Linked DNA regions of Homo sapiens: region 2 is linked to region 1. Evidence: chromatin loops called from intact Hi-C (ENCODE). Cell type or tissue: PC-3. All regions are shown on one strand. Links, peaks and the distances in the headings refer to the core of each region. The heading gives the core; the rest is flanking DNA. Region 1 overlaps LOC124901595 (a long non-coding RNA gene). Region 2 overlaps LOC107986772 (a long non-coding RNA gene).

Evidence for each region. Hi-C counts contacts between places; a loop is a spot of excess contacts. Peaks named below come from ENCODE experiments on the same cell type or tissue, not always from the same donor. Only the 100,000 strongest peaks of a DNase experiment are listed, where the experiment ranks them.
Region 2: a loop joins it to region 1, with 2.2 times the contacts of the local background. A loop is called at or near these places in 6 of 110 quality-filtered maps.

Annotation. Positions count from the first base shown.
Region 1 is chr7:17,043,318-17,046,242 of GRCh38, forward strand. It overlaps LOC124901595 (a long non-coding RNA gene), which reads right to left. Exons shown (of 4, transcript XR_007060239.1): 1 at 1-2,925. Among named protein-coding and RNA genes, the nearest start is that of AGR3, 160 kb to the left of the region's middle. In PC-3, for the core only: CTCF peaks have their summits at 1,320 and 1,528; no DNase peak of the experiment used is centred there.
Region 2 is chr7:17,138,847-17,141,771 of GRCh38, forward strand. The region is part of intron 1 of LOC107986772 (a long non-coding RNA gene); the gene reads left to right. All of the region lies in intron 9 of LOC101927609 (a long non-coding RNA gene), which reads right to left. Among named protein-coding and RNA genes, the nearest start is that of AHR, 160 kb to the right of the region's middle. In PC-3, for the core only: no CTCF peak of the experiment used is centred there; DNase peaks (open chromatin) are centred at 765 and 1,785; H3K4me3 peaks cover 1,114 bases; H3K27ac peaks cover 2,500 bases.

The DNA of each region.
Region 1 (2,925 bases), core at 263-2,762:
CCTAATTCTGCAGTCATGAGAGGTTTGGAGAGCAGTGATTAAGATCTAAACATGGACATACATGTTTCAGTGAAGTATCTTAACTTTATCAGCCCCTTAACCAAAGTCGAGTTATTTTTATTTGCTTTCTTTTTTGGATCTTTGCAGATGCTAACATCTTTCTTTCTCTTTCTCTTTCTTTCTTTCTTTCTTTTTCTTTCTTTCTTTCTTTCCTTCCTTCCTTCCTTCCTTCCTTCCTTCCTTCCTTCCTTCCTTCCTTCCTTCCTTCCTTCCTTCTTTCCTTCTTTCTTGATTTCTGAATGTGACAGAGAGTTCTGAGGAGGTGGGGAGCTTTCCTATGACCCATTTTCATTCTTTGAACCTAATTTAGCAACTTGTGTATACATTATTGTCTGTGTTTGTAAAATGCACAAACAATACTGCGACTTAAACACCAGATTCATACTAAGGAATTGATCCTTACACTAGTCAGAAAGCACTTGCCTAAAATGAATATACTCTGACATGGAAACTAAAGCTCTGTTTCTGGAGAGGGCAGAATAGAACCAGTGAGTGGAAATTATATAGACACAGATTTTAGCTCCATCTGAGGCACAGCGCATCGATAAGTAGCCATAGCATTCTTATTTCATGATGGAGCAGAGCTTGCTGTCTCTTGGATGGGTTTTCGAGTTGTTGGTGATGAGTTAATTATGTGGTGAGAGACCTTGTTTTCTGCCCTCTTTTCTGTTTGTCATCTGTCCTTTTTTCCTCCCCTCTTTTTTCCTTTTCTTCCCTTCTCTCTTTCCCTCTTTCCATTCAGTCTTCACACATGTATTAACGTCCTATTGTGTGTCAGATACTTTGCTTCTAAACCTAAAAGTCTGTTATTGAGAAGTAATAGTTAATTATGTGAAGAAAAACATTCAGTACTCCTTCTACTGAGAAGGGCTTGTCTCTATTTCCTTTCCACTTAACACTGACAATTTTAGAGCACATTAAAACTGAGGAAACTAGCAATGCTGTTTCAGAAATTAATTTTTAAAAGAAAACCAAAAGTCTTTTTTCCATTGATTATATATCTTAATTTGCTGCTGGAAGTAACCAGGCACCCACAGAAACAGCAAAAGGTGGACAATGAAAATTAGAAAGCATTTAAACCTGGGCACCTATCCCCAGTGAGCCTCTCCAGTTTTATCCCTGCAAAGAGTTAATGAAGGTAGAACAGAAGGGCAGAGCAAGCAGCTGTTTTAGTTTTTAGTGGGGACAATCAGTAGGATAAGAATGGACACATGTCAAGTTACCCCCCCTGCTGTCCTTAGATAAAAAGGCCTCTGAGACACAGACTGTGATGCCAAACCATGTCCATTCTGCCTGTCGTATGGAATGCCAATCCCTGAGATGGTAAGTTTTACAGCGGAGAAAGAGTTTATTCATGAGGCAGTCAAGCAAGGAGGTGGGAGAACAGGTCTCAAATCTGCTTCCCTAAAGATGGGATTTTAAGGATATTTATGAGACAGAGGAGTGAGGTAGTCTGAAGTATGAGGAAAAGTCATTGGCAGTAAAGAAGAGTGAGGTTATCAGTGAACTATGCAAGCATAGCCAAGCTTCATGGCTCTTCATAGGATGCATGTTCACATGGTGGTGGTGTTAGCATGATCTGTAGGTAGAACATCAAAAGTGTACCTATCGAACACTCAAGCAGGGTCAGTGGTCGCAAATGGCTTGAACTGGACTAGAGCTGACTCTAAGTTCCTGAAAAACAACTTCAGTAACCATCACCATGGTGACCTATATGTCAGAGATGTTATCTGTGAGGAAGCTAGTGCAAGTTCAGTTATATATTGCTTAGCCACATGACCTTTAGCTACATAGATTTTAAAATCAACTAAAGGCAAGTAGCTAAAAACAAGCAAGGCAGGTTAAGCTTGGCAGACCTAATCAGGTTAGCCCTTGGTTTCAACTGTAAGTTGTCTCCCAATAATCCACCTTCCCTTTCTCCATTTTAACAGAAATTTTAGTCTATCTTATGACCACTCAGAATCCCAGTCCCACTACGTAGCCCCGTCTCCCTTGCAGCAATATGATGCCATGTGTCTTAAGTTACGACCAATATGATAGAAGACAACTATCCCATGACAGCTTTTGGGAAACTTCCTTAAGACAGCTAATGTACACCGTGGCCCTTCCTCTCTTTGGCTTCTTCTCCATCCTGCTACCTGGAATGCAGATGCTACCATCTTGCACTGTGGGGTCCAGCTATGACAGAATGGTAGCTGGAAAGAACTAGGTCCCTGAAGAGATCATGGAATGGAGCTGCCATAATCATCCCAAATTGCCTCCTTTATACTTGTCCTCTCTAAGTAACGTTATTTTGTTATTTTAAAAACAATTCATAGTCAAACACAATCCCAACTAATATGGGCACCTTATAGGAAGGCTAAAGGCAGCCTGTCTCCATTTCTAAGATTGACACTTAGCATTCCTAGTAGTGGAGGAACATAGTTTTTCAGAAAGGTCTATAAATTATGCTTTTACTAGGGATTTTACCTATGTTTTTCTTCACTTCATCCTCATAGGTGGTACCAGGCTCAAACTATGAATGATAATATAATATGTTATCAGAGAGATAACATAGGAACTTCGTTTAAGTCTGGGAATTAAACACAGATCTACCTGACTCAAAACTTACATTTTTTTTTCTATCATTCTATATTGCCTTCTTGATATTCTGCTTTAAGATTCCTCCTCAGTCACATATTTCTATGGCTGATAGACTGGTTGGTATCCACTTAGCCAGTAGCTTTGAGAGAAGGCTCCAGAGTAGGTGAAAGAAGTTTTCCTTTGTATTAGCAAGTGAAGACCGATTTCCAATATAAAGAGAAAATGTCAAGTGTGACTTCTATTTGAGAAAGATTTGAAAATAAATGCTAGATCTGATTTTAT
Region 2 (2,925 bases), core at 235-2,734, 96 kb after region 1:
GCAATAAGTAAAAAATTTGGCTAGATCTATATTTATTGAAGTCCTTAAAAATAGCCACCAAAGACTTTTGATTATTTTAACAAAGCTATCTAAGGCAAATTGGATGAAATATTAACATGATTGGGTTAAGAGGTCATCTCAGTTGTCTCTCTAGGTCTAGATTTCAAACGATAGTGTGCATACTTGTCTCTGGAGCAAATAAAAAAGCCAATGACTGTGACTAGGCCCAACCCTTGATTATGATTCACTTCATAAGCTATGGGGCCCAGAAATCCATATTTTTTATCAGGTGACTCTGTGCACATTAGTTTGAAGTTTGAGTGTCTAAGTGAAAGGAGAAAGCCTGACCTTGAGTGTGTCAGAAGAAATGGCTAATAGGTTATAGGTGAGATCAACCTGGCACTCTGACTGTAAAACCTGAATTTTTATACATGACTCAGTTTCAGTTCTGAGGCTTATTTTACTGAAGCATCAAAAACAATCAACGTTTCTTAAACTATACAGTGCTAATTCTCAGAATTGCTTCCTGAAGGTGACTGTAAAACTGAGCACTACCTTAACATACATGGTTTGTGGTTGGATCTAACAGGTTGGGACTAAATTGAGACTGCTTCTTATCCTCCTAATGTCTTAAAAGCCTGGTTGGGCTGCTAAGAGAGATTACAGGAAAAGAATACAGATGAGTTTGAATTCTCCCAGGGCAGGGATATTAACTAATTTGTCTCTTGTAACAGGGTCAATGTTTGTGGAATGAATAAATGAGTGAGTGAATGAATAAACAGGAAATGTGGTTGACTTTTGATGAAAGTTTATAGGACAGTCGTTCAAACACTATCAGAAAATCTAATGTCACCAATGTCCTATAAAATATTGTTCCAGGAAGGCGCTATGACTTTCTACCACAACTGGAAGCAAATGTAACACAAAAAGCAAAAACCTCCTTATTCTTTGTTGGCCTATATCTCCTATCCCAAAAAATACTTCCTTTTTCCTTGGAAAATTCTGGCAAAGATGTCATGAAGCTCCCCCTTAGAAGAGAGCCTCAAGGCAATACAGTTTGCTACAAGGCAAACTTTATTTGCTCCTAAGAATTGTAGCTGCAATAAACTCTGCATGAACAGTATTTACAAATATTCCATCACTTAGTGGAAAAAAATCTTGGGTGCTGCTAAGAATGTGTCTGGCTGGACAATGTTAAATTTTGGAAAACAACTATTTTCTAGGCTGTTTACTAGAATATAACTATCATCAAAATATATTCATGGAGCATTTTTTTTAAAACAGTGAGAATGCCTGTAGTTCAGTAGCTACTGAAGTAATCTCTCCTGTGAAAAGGAGGAGGCCAGCAATAAAGAACAGCATCTCTACATTTATACCCATACAGTATTATTTCTAATATGTTCGACTTGAATTCTCACTTAGATAAATAGATTCCATATGAACCTAATTAACTGGCGTTTCAGTTTCCAAAATGTTATGTAAAATGTAGTGTTTTAAATTGAAAAAATGCAGATGGGAATCTTGAAGGTGTTTGATTTATAGCTGATGCAACAGTTCCTTTTTCTGTTACAGCAGAATACTAACATTATGCTTAGATGATTTAAAGTAGATGCTGTTTATTTTATTTGACTTTCACTAGGATTATAAAGATGACAGTGCTCTACTACAGAAGAGATTTTCTTATTCTAACAGACAAATGCATTTCTAGCCATTATATCACGGCATACATTTTCACAATGTAAATAGCTATTTAATGGAAATGATGAGGCCACTAATGTAGACAAAGTAGCTATTGTCTGAGAGCCCCTGAGTCATCTTGTGTCACAGAAAATATAGTTATTAGTTTTAATCATAACCCTATGGCATTTTAGAAACCTTAGTATCTAACTTCAATATATAGAGATATATAATTAGGAAAATACTTAGACTTAAATTCCACATTGACTGGCATTATAAACTTTGCTTTCTAGTAATAATTAGATGGCTGATCAGAAACTATGTATTACATGGCCTTCCTTATGAAATGAGGCAGCTTTTAAAATTATGTATCATAGGCCAGCTGCAGTGGCTTATGCCTGTAATCCCAGCACTTTGGGAGGACGAGGCTGGTGGATCACCTGAGGTCAGGAGTTTGAGACCAGCCTCGCCAATAGGATGACACCCTGTCTCTACTAAAAATACAAAAATTAGCTGCGTGTGGTGGCATGCAGCTGTAGTCCCAGCTACTCTGGAGGCTGAAGCAGGAGAATTGCTTGAACCTGGGAGGCAGAGGTTGCAGTGAGCCGAAATTGTGCCATTGCACTCCAGCCTAGGTGACAGAGTGAGACTCCATCTCAAAAAAAAAAAAAAAAATGCATCATATACTATTTTAACAATGGTCAATTATCACAGTCAATTCCATTTAAAAGTAATTTTTGATGCAAAAATATGTCATATCGAACTATTTTCCTAATGGGTTACAATATTGACATTATATTCTTAGGCTCTTGCAAATTATAATTAAAGGTATATTCTATCTGGAAAATGAATGTGTCAGTGATTTCTTTCTTTTTTTTTTTTAGATAACTGTGTTTGCCATATGTTTATCATCTAGGCATATGCTGAACTGTTGTGTATGTTCAATAAATAATAAGAATATGAATGTATTTTAGATTTGCTTAGAAATATAATCAACATAGGCTGGGTGCAGTGGCTCACACCTGTGATCCTAGCACTTTGGGAGGCTGAGGCAGGCAGATCACCTGAGGACAGGAGTTCGAGACCAGCCTGGCCAACACGGTGACACCACGTCTCTACTAAAAATACAAAAATTAGCCAGGTGTGGTGGCATGCATCTTAGTCCCAGCTACTCAGGAGGCTGAGGCAGGAGAACTGCTTGAACCTGGGAGGTGGAGGTTACATTGAGCCGAGATTGTGCCATTGCAC